2 separate regions of the Homo sapiens genome follow, and region 1 is linked to region 2. A link is an interaction called in ENCODE POLR2A ChIA-PET data of the cell type or tissue named here. Cell type or tissue: MCF 10A. All regions are shown on one strand. Each heading gives the region's core, and the rest is flanking DNA. Links, peaks and the distances in the headings are about the cores only. Region 1 overlaps LNX2 (ligand of numb-protein X 2). Region 2 has its middle 13 kb from the start of POLR1D.

Region 1 (5,389 bases), core at 337-5,336, 61 kb after region 2:
TGGATTATGTTTCTTGTAGCCCATTCTGCCAGTCACTGACTTTTTATTGGGATGTTTCATTCATGTAATTTAATGTAATTACTGATAAGGTAGGCTTTACATTTGCCATTTTGCTGTTTGTTTCTATATGTCTTATTTCTTTTTTCCTCCATTTCTTCCATTTGTGTTAAATATTTTTAATATGCTATTTTAATTCCCGTGTCATTTCTCTTAATTAAAATTATTTTCTTAGTGGTTACCCTGGGGCTTACAATTAACATCCTAGTTTATAGCAGTCTATTTTAAATGAATACCAGCTTCATTTTCACTAATGAATTAGTCAGGGATCTGTAAGGAAATAGAACCAATATATGAGGAGTTGGCTGACATGATTAAGGAGTCTGAAAAATTACACGTTCTGCTCTCTGCACGCTGGCAACCCAGGGAAGTCAGTAGCATAATTCAGACCTTCTCAGTCAGAAGGTCTGAGAACTAGGAGAGCCAGTGATCCCAGTCTGAGGGCAGGAGATGAGATGTCACAACTCAAGCAGTAAGGCAGGAAAATAAGGAATGAATTTCTTCTTCCTCCACCTTCTGTTTTCTTCAGGCACTCAAAGGATTGAATGATGCAACCACATTGGGGAGGGCAATCTACTTTATACTTTATGGAGTCCACTGATTCACATGCTAGAAACAGCCTCACAGACACACTCAGAAACAATGTTTAATCTGGATACCCCATGGCCCACTCAGTTGACACATAAAATTAACCATCACAAGTAGTATACAAAAACTTTCATTCTCTCTCCCCTCCTGTGTGCTATTATTATTATACAAGTTGTATCTTCACACATTATGTGCCCATCAACACAGAATTATTGCTTTATATGTTTTTCTTTTAAATCAGATAGGAGTAAAAGAATTACAAACCAAATAATTCAGTACTGTACTGATGCTCTTCATTTTTCACATGAACTTGAGTTACTGTTTAGTGTCCTTTCACATCAGCCTGATGGACTTCTTTTAGTGTTTCTTGCAGGTTAAGCATGCTACCAACAAACATTTTGTTTTTACCTAGGAATGTCTCAATTTCTCTTTTATTTTTGAAGTCGGCTGGATATAGACTTCCTGGTTGAGAGTTTTCTCCCCTTCTCTGTCTCTCCTTCCCTCAGAACTTTGAGTATGTCATCCCACTGCCTTCTAGTCTCCATGGTTTCTGAAGAGAAATCAGCAGATACTATTGAGGATCCTTTCCTTGTGATGAGCTGTTCCTCTCTTACTGTTTTCAAGATTCCTTATCTTTGGCTTTCACCAGTTTTATTATGAGGTGTCTTAAGTGTGTATATCTTGTGGTTTTCCTACTTGGAGTTTATTAAGCTTCTTGGATGTGTAGATAAATGTTTTTCATCAAATTTGGGAAGATTTTTGGCCATTATTTCTTCAAATATTCTTTCTACTCCTTTCACTCTCTCTCCTTTTGGAACTCTCATTATGTATATGTTTATTCTCTTAATGGTGTCCCACAAGACCATGAGGCTGTGTTCTTTTTTTTTTTTTCTTCCCTGTTCCTCAGACTGGATGATCTCAATAAACCTATCTGCAAGTTTGCCAGTTCTTTCTTCTGATTCAATTCTGCTGTTGAACTAGTGAATTCTTTTTCTGTTTTGTTTTTTTGGAGACAGAGTTTTGCTCTTGTTCCCCAGGCTGGAGTGCAATGGCGCAATTTCAGCTCACTGCCACTTCTGCCTCCCAAGTAGCTGAGATTACAGGCATGCGCCACCAAACCTGGCTAATTTTGTATTTTTAGTAGAGACGGGGTTTCACCATATTGTTCAGGCTGGTCTTGAACTCCTGACCCCAAGTGATCCACCCGCCTTGGCGTCCCAAAGTGCTGGGATTAAAGCACCCGGCCATGCATTCTTTTTCATTAAACTTTTTAACCCCAGAATTTCTGTTTGGTTCTTTATTATGACTTAATGTTTCTTTATTGATATTTTCTTTTTGATAAGACATCATTCTCATATTTTTCTTTAGTTCTTTAGATAGGTTTCCTTTACTTCTTTGAACATATCTAAAATAGCTGATGTAAGTTATTGTCTGATAAAGCTAATGCCTGGGCTTCCTTAGGGACAGTTTCTGTTGGCTGCTTTTTTTTTTTTTTTTCCTGTGAATGGGCTGTACTTGTTTCTTTGCATGTTTCTTAATTTTGTATTGAACAGTGGACATTTTAAATAATATAATGTGGCAACTCAGAAAACTAGATTCTTCTCCTTCCTGAGGACTTGTTATTGTTGTTGTTTGTTTGTTTGCTATGTGACTCTTATGAACTAATTCTGTAAAGTCTCTGCTCATTTTGTGTACTGGACAGCTAATGATTGGACAGAGAATTCTTTAAATGCCTGAGATTAAAAAAATCTCCCCGTCTTCCATGGGGGTTCTGTGTGCATGGTGGGGCATGCCACACCCTCAACACTCACGCCACTGACAGCTCCACCTTAGCCTACACACACAGCCCTGAACATAGCTGAACCTCTGTGGACGTGTCATTCCCTGGCTCTTCCTTGTAAACATTCTGGTTAGCCTTGTATTTGTCTTCAGGCAGCCACAATCTTCAGCAATGACCTCTGATTTTTTTTTTTTTTTTAACCAATGCTTAACAAATGCCCCCAGTGAAAAGGAAGTTTGCCCTGGGTGAGCTCTGAGTCAAGCCAAGTAAAGACAGGCACACAGTCATACAGGAAACAAGTATAGGGGGAAAAAAAAGAAGAAAAAAGACAAGCACACAAGAGGGGAACCATAGACAGGTCAGTTAATAACAGATCTCTGGGAATAGGGCTTTGAAGGTTCTCCAGTCTGCTCTTCCAGTGTCTGCCAGCCTCCTGATTTCCACTGTGATGTGGGCTGTTGCTTTTCCAATATTCTGGGGAGGTGAGGATGGAAATAGGGTAAACTCAAATGCCACAGAGCTCTCTCTTCTTACTGAGAGTCAGCCATTTTTCTTGAACAAATGTTCTCCCTACTGCTATAATTCTTTGGCTAATTTCCACACTTCAGAAATGGCTGGTTCTGACAATTTCTTCCAGTGTTCTTACTGCTTTTATGGAGGAGAGACTTTTCAGATATTCTTAATTCACCATTTTCACTGACATGACTTGAATTAATTTTTGTTTATTCCCTAGCTATTTTTATCATTTTTCTTGATTCTAAGGTGTTCACATTCTTTCAGTGTCATTAAATACCTGGCATTGTGCAGTGGTTAGTATGCATTGTTTTATTTTGTTTCTACTGCACTACCACCACCCCCACTATTAATACTAATATTACTGACAATAATATAGTGTGTTGTTGCACCATGTGTTTCCTAGTGTGAACTAGCTCATATGCAGTTGTTATCAGGGAATGATGTCACTGTAGCATAAATCAAATTAGTCCATATATAATTTTTCCCTTAGGAGGAGAGCCAGAATAGTGGGAATAGAAGAACAACCTTCAGCAGGAAAGGAAAAATCCCTATTTGGGTCTTGGCTGCTGCAAGAGCATTTTGGTTTTATTTAAGAAAATTAAAAAACACACCTACATGTACAGATCCCTCCCTCAGGAGGTGCAGCCCTCAGCCCATGGCAGATTGCACTGCCTCAGCAGCCCACCATCTCAGAGCTCCACTGTATGGTCTCAGCATGTGCCTACCTCAATCTAATTAGATGTCACATGCTGTTCTGTTCTATTGTTTTTGTTTAATTTTGATATCCTCTGTACTAGTCTCCTGCTACACTGAGTCACCTGCCTGAATAAACCAAGTCACCTCCCCCAGTGCAATTTCAGTTTGTGTTCTTAAATGTTCCATTTCCAAAGATGGATAGGTTTTTATTTTTGTGATTTCTGTTTTTTAATGATCGCTAATACCCTTCTAGCCCCAACGTTCTGTGATTGTGTTTCTAGGTACAAATTTTTAGAAGAAATTCAATTTATATTTTCCCAAGGCCTAGAAAAAGAATACCATAGGAATGAATTTAGTATGATACACTGGAAAGAACAGAAGCTAGAAGCCTTTGAAATTAGATCTGAGTTTGTTTGGATTATGGCTCTGCAATTTAATATCTGTGTGATGTTGGCTTAGTTGGTTAAGTCTCAAGTTTCCCATTTTTAAATGGGGATAACAGAGTAATTGTGAGGATTTAATGAAATAATGTATATAAAGGTTGTTACGTAAGTAATTGGCACAAATTAGGCACTCCACAAATGTTGAGTTTTTCCTTTCTCTTTCAGTTCCAAGTATTTGCAGCTTGAGGGATGATGGCTCTGAGCTGTCTGTATTCATGAGCTTTTATCTGCCCAAGTCTGCTCTGATCTACTCATTCCCTAATACTTTTTTTAAAATATAGTTTTATTGAGATTCACATATCATCAAATTCACCTATTTTATAAATTCATTGTAAATTGCCCACTTTAAATAAATTCACTTTATTTAAAGTGTGCAATTCAGTGCTATTTAGTGTATTCACAGAATTACGTGACCATCATCACAATCCAATTTTTAGAACATTTTCAGCATACCTAAAAGAAACCCAATACCCATTAACAGCCATTTCCCATTCCCCGATACACGGTTTTGAGTGTCTACCCCAACTCTTTTTTTCCTTTAAGCCCTGTTGCAGTTTTTCTAGAATGCATATATTATGTTAAAAGAAATGTTTGTAGTATAATCTGGGCTTTTGCCCTCATCAGTGAAAGTGTTCTTTCTGAGGTTACCTTCTAATTGCCAAGTCTACCAACACTTTTTGGTCCTTATTTTATTTGCCCTTTCTGTGGCCATTTGCACTATTGGTCACTTTTTGTTGTTGACTGCTTGTCTCCCTAGTTAAGTTTGCACTCTTTGTCTCATAATCTCCTTCTGTCTAGTTGTTCAATTTCATCTACTCAGGCTGGTCCATCTCATTTAAATATGGGTTTTCCCAAAGGTTCAATCTATGGCCTTCCTCTTCTAATGCTGAGTGAAATAATTTTTCTGTATTTTTACATGATGTCATTTTTAATATTTTTCTTTAGTTCCTGTTAGCAGTTTGCTGTCTCACTGGGACTGTAAGTATACTTGTTACTTTACCTCTCTAACAACTTTAGCTTTTCCTTTTAAAAGTTATTTTTGTGTGTTTAATAACTATAAGATAGGCCTTACATATTTCGTTTGTGAAGGTGTAGAGTTGTTAGCTAGACTGATTCCCAGGTGTACATAATCTGTCTGTATTTCTTCTTAAGTTCCAGTTCCTGGTTCATTTTTTCCATTGAACACTAGCTATTCTTGTGTAGATATTTGTGTATGATGTGATTTTGTAAATTAAATCTTTACCTGTCTTTTCAGTCATATTATTTTTATGGTCTAGTTTTAGCCTCAACTTTTTTTTGAATAAAATAT
Region 2 (5,389 bases), core at 226-5,225:
AGACTAATCTCTATAGTATGGAGAAAAACCCAAGGCATGGAAAATTCTATTACGATTAATCCAACCTTTACCTTTATATCATAACACATATCATACCAACAACACATCAGCTGCCAAAAGAAAGAAACCACAGAGAGTAATACAATCGATGATTCTGGCATCAGAAACCAGCTGCAAGACAACCAAAACCCAGCAAACCACACTTTATCATTCAGAGACTTATAAATTATATGTGATGATATAACTAAGAAGGGAAATGTGAAAGCATGTTCTAGAGCCAATGTTTAACTATGCATTGTTTTAAAAAATATCACAAACTTAAACACAATCTTTTCTTGTCCCTGAATTAAAACTATACTTTAAGTAGCCGTACATATTAGGACCATCTCATCCACTGAAACATAAACAATCCTTAGGGATGGAACAGCAGCTGCAGCTTAATTGGATGGAGCAATGCTAACAAAGAGTTTAGAACTAAGTTAAAAATAGAATAGGTACCCAATTGAGACCGCAGGGGAAAATTCTGAGAGATAGATCATGCTGATTATCCAAACAGCATAATTTGGCTTCCTCCCAAAGTCTAATACACTCTTACGCTTACCAAGAAAGGGGCGCTGCATTTTCAGTACAAATGCTTGGGACCATACTTTCACATCTCATTTGAAATATTAGACCCCTAAATTTACAATTCTCTCTTAGCGTTTGCTTGATAGAAATCGGGACATACACTATATTAATTCCTGAACGCCCAGTGTTTTTAGAAAAGTTTCAAGGATCTTTTCACTATAACTTTCATTTTAATTACCTGAACCAAAATGTTTGGGTAAAGATCCATTAAATACAATCTATATTATTAAAAAATGTAAGGGAAAAGTTTCTCAAATGTTAGAGTTAGAGGCCATCTGGTTTAACTTTGTCATATAAAACCGAGGAAATTATGGTTTAGAGAAGTTAACAACTTGCCTAACACTAAATAATATCTGGTTTTTGAAAATTTAACTCAAAATTACCAATATTTAAGCCTAGATGGCATGTATGGTCACCCTAGGGAGAAACGATGAGGAGACAGATTATAATTATAATATTTTAGCCCAGGATCATTACCTTTAGAGGACAACACTTTAAGTACCAACACTAACACTATCCCAATGCTATGTGATGTGTCTATGATTATTGTGATCTGCAATACACAAGCTTCAGAGCAGAATTTCTTACCCGAAAAATCCAGACTGAATAGACTTACTCAGTAACTGTTCTATCTTTATATAGTCCCTAAAACACCTCTCAGTGCTTTTAGAAGACAAATTATGCAGTTCTTCCTTTACAGTTTTAAATCTAGGACACCATCAAGTAACCTTAAGAGAATAAGAAAGCAGCCACAATATAGTGGTGAGAAAATGAGTCCCAGTTCCGCACCTACTAGCTCTGTGATCCTGTGATATTCAAGGTCACAAAGCTATGCGATTAAAATGAAGATATTTCTACTATCCTTTCAGAATTCTTAGGGGGATTAAATACAATTTATATATATATATGTGTGTATGTATATATATATATATATATATATATATATAGTTACTTTGTAACTATAGAGCACTGAACAAATCTATTAAGAATTTTTAAAAAAATAATCATTTTATAGTTATAATTTTAATAGTAATCATAGATAGACTATTGATAGTTATGTATGTTAACTAAAATATCATGTGCACAGCAATTTACTGAATAATATATATTACCTCACCAAGTCTGAGATGAACCCTTGAAGTTCCTGTTTCCCTTTTATTGTTTAGGCAACCAAGGCTTAGGGAGGCTGCCTTGTCTGAGGTCAACCAGTAAGGGGAACAGCTGACTCTACCCCAGAGCTTTCTGACTTCATATCCAGAGTCCTGTCAAATAACACATACCCTTATTTCATTCAATCCGTGAATAAAAGTTTCTATATTTTGAGGATGATCAAGTACTGCTTTAGCACAATATAGATGAAAAAGTTAAAATGAACATATTTAAAGATAATACTAATAACGTTTAATAATATGAAAAATGGTGTTTTCAGAAACCAAGTATTGTCAGTAAACCTTTATTTGGGTTCTTAACAAGTTACTCTCTCATTCATTTGATTCTTTTCATGTTTAAGATTTACAAAGAACAGCCCCTATTGCCAGCATGTTTCAGCTAGGCCAACAATTTTGTCTCTTAAACTGAACTCCTTGGAGGATATGCTCTGGCAAAGCTGTTATCTTTATGAGTCCAAGGCAGGTAACATCGACAACATCACGCCCATTAAAAGCTAAGTTTGGCCAGGCATAGTGGCTCATGACTAATCCCAGCACTTTGAGAGGCCAAGGCAGGTGGATAGGTTGAGCTCAGGAGTTCGAGACCAGGCTGGGCAACATGCAAAACCCCATCTCTACAAAAAATACAAAAATTAGCCAGGCTTGGTGGCTTGAACCTATGGTCCCAGCTACTTGGGAGGCTGAGGTGGGAGGACTGCTTGAGCCCAGGAGGTCAAGGCTGCAGTGAGTCAAGATCACCCCACTGCACTCCAGCCTGGGTGACAGAGTGAGACCATGTGCCAAAAAAAAAAAAAAAAAAGCAGAGTCTATGGAGTCAGGCCATCTTTCAGTTCCTATCTAATTACTAGTCATATAACCTTAGGCTGGTTACCTAACTTCCCCAGGTCTCAGTTGCCTTTTCTATAAAGGGGAAAAGACACTATCTACCTTGAAGGAGGATTAAACTTGTTTTCCTACCTGGTGAGGCAAATCAGTCTTCTTACTTTACAGTCACAGTTACGTGTCTGTTAGGCTGTCTGCTTTTGGCCAGGAGTAAGTCTAGTTGGCTTCCTCATGTTCTGGCTTGTTCTGATCTTTCATTGCTCTCCGATGGGGACCAACTTATTAGAACAAGGAAATAGGAAGGGAATCCTCTGCTTGCTTGCTACAAGTCTGGGCAGCAGACAGTGACACACCTGTAAGCTAACACTTCTAAAGACAGACATTTTCAGCACAACAGTTCCTAATCATAAACCCCTAGAATCCTTTATGTTTTCCAACCATTTAAGGACAAAGTACAATCTTTGCCATATAAACAAACTAATCATAAGTTTCTAATCATAAGCCCCTGGAATCCCTAATATTTTCCATCCATTTAAGGACAAACTGCAGTCTTTGCCATGTAAACAAACCAATAAACAAAAAGCAGAAATAAAACTGTAGAATCAAGTCTAGAAGGCTTCAATTACAAGGTCTGATAAAGAATATAAATCCAACTCATTTACTTTGACAAGAATATGATGATGGTACTCTCTTACTCCTCATCTTCAGGGAATGAAGAGATAAATGAAGCTTATATTAATTTTATATTACCAATTTTAATCACTTTTGGAAACAACAACAGCAACACAAACCCCTTGTTAAGTATTCCAAGCTCCGGGACTTATGTTTAAGTATGCAGAACAAAGCAGCAACTCAGGATCTGAAATAATGTTAGATGAGGGATCGCAATGTTGGGTGATCCTTCACTTGAAATCTGAATTCCAATGAAAATTTATTCTTAGATCCCATGTAACTTATTAACAGTTGTAGACAAATGCTCATGAGGACCCAAGGGAAAAGTGCAAGAGTCTGTTCAATTTATTGTGGAGCAAACATGATAAAAATGGCACAACAGACATCAAATTATTGAATGCTTTAAGTCTTTGTTTTGTCCTTCAAGTGCTTCAGGTCACCTAAATAAAGACTAGGATTTCTGGCAATTTTCCATGGAAGTGAAGGAAAGTCCATTTCACAAAGTAAGGGCAAAATAAAACTTAAGCAATCCTACATCCTTTCACCCCATTAGATTTTTTTGAAATATTATCGGTCTGGGAATTCCCCAAATCCAAAATCACACAGTAGGTATATGGGTAGAACAGGTGCTCACAAAACCAACATTGTCGGCCTTGGCGGGGGTCAGTTCTCATTAATGTGAGATGCGTTGCAGTCAAATTTGGCCTTGCAGATACAAAGCCCTGCCTTCTTATGTGTGTATAAACAACATGCCCAATTCTTCTTAGCTCAGGTGACCCCTCTGGAATCATCTACCTGGCAATATCTATCAGATCTGCTTGGTTCCTACTGCATAGGCTACTCCTCTGGCACTCTATCTTTGCCTGCTCTGGTCACCCTTTGCCTAAATGAACCTCTAGGTCTGACTCCTCCTGGACAGGCCCAGTCTCTTGCCAACTACATGTGACAAACTATGGAGTTGAAGACACACAACCACAAATTTGTGGTTCTCAATTCGAAGCTTATAGAATAGTTATTTCCCTTTTTAAATTCAAGTTCAGCTCTTGGGGTATTTAATGTAAAAACAATACAGAGTCAATCTGCTATTCATTCATTTGATAAACATTTTTTGAACACCTGCTATGAGCCAGGCATTGTTCCAGGGGTTGTGGATACATCAGTGAACATTAAAACAAAAATCTCTGCTCTCACAGAGCTTATGTTACAGTGTGTGTGTTTGAGGGGTAGAGGGAAAGGCAATATATAATGAATATAATAAAAAGGTAAATTATATATCTCATATGTTAGAAGATAAGTGCTATAGAAAAAATACAAGGTAGGAGTGCTGGGGGGCGGGGGGTGCTGCAATTTTAATGAGGTAAAAGAGTTACAAGAAATGACACCTATCCTTCAGTTCTTTACTACACAGCTCTTTGGTCTAGTCGGATTGCAAACTCTGTGAAGGTAGGCATGAAATGAGATTCGTCTTTGCTTTCTTGGTACCTGGAAAACAAATGGACCTTAAATAGCTGCTGGAAAAACAAATGCATGCATTCTGTTATTTTTCCAAAGCAATGCTATTTGTAGTAAATGGCATAGATTTACGAGACAGCTGGTTAGGAAATGAGTGTACTATTCGGCATTGAAAAAACAGCATACCTTGGAATCAAATCCTTTCAATTCCACTTCATGGTACTCAAAACTACAATCCTACCACTTTTTCCCTCCTAGAGTTCTGTGGGGATAAGATCCCAAGGAAAATTCATATCACTCTCCCATACTGCTCTTGCAAAGTAAAAATATCCATCAATCAACTTCAAGTGGGAGATATTCTACCTTTTTAAACCAATAGACAAGACAACAGATGAGGCATGGGATCAAGGTGGTGAAGATAGTAGTGTTAGAGGCTCTTGAGGACACAGAGAAGACAAAAATGAAACAGAATATAAAGCATAACCACCTTTATCAAGGCTCTCTATGATGCTTACTCCTGCCTCCCCTCAGCTCCTCCTCCCACTGAAGCCACAGGATAGGCATGGTTCCTTGTCCCACTCAATAATTTTTTGTCTTCTTGAAGCTTGTTACTGTGGTGGCTTTCTGAGTTGCAAATGTCAGCTGAT

What was found. ChIA-PET counts read pairs that join two places held together with the same protein. Peaks named below come from ENCODE experiments on the same cell type or tissue, not always from the same donor. Only the 100,000 strongest peaks of a DNase experiment are listed, where the experiment ranks them.
Region 1: POLR2A ChIA-PET joins it to region 2 with 5 read pairs; 8 of 35 experiments call an interaction of 5 or more read pairs at or near these places.

What each region holds. Positions count from the first base shown.
Region 1 is chr13:27,570,678-27,576,066 of GRCh38, reverse strand. The region is part of intron 2 of LNX2 (ligand of numb-protein X 2); the gene reads left to right. Among named protein-coding and RNA genes, the nearest start is that of LNX2, 47 kb to the left of the region's middle. In MCF 10A, for the core only: no CTCF peak of the experiment used is centred there; no DNase peak of the experiment used is centred there.
Region 2 is chr13:27,631,882-27,637,270 of GRCh38, reverse strand. It overlaps a transcript of POLR1D not described here. Among named protein-coding and RNA genes, the nearest start is that of POLR1D, 13 kb to the right of the region's middle. In MCF 10A, for the core only: no CTCF peak of the experiment used is centred there; a DNase peak (open chromatin) is centred at 2,820.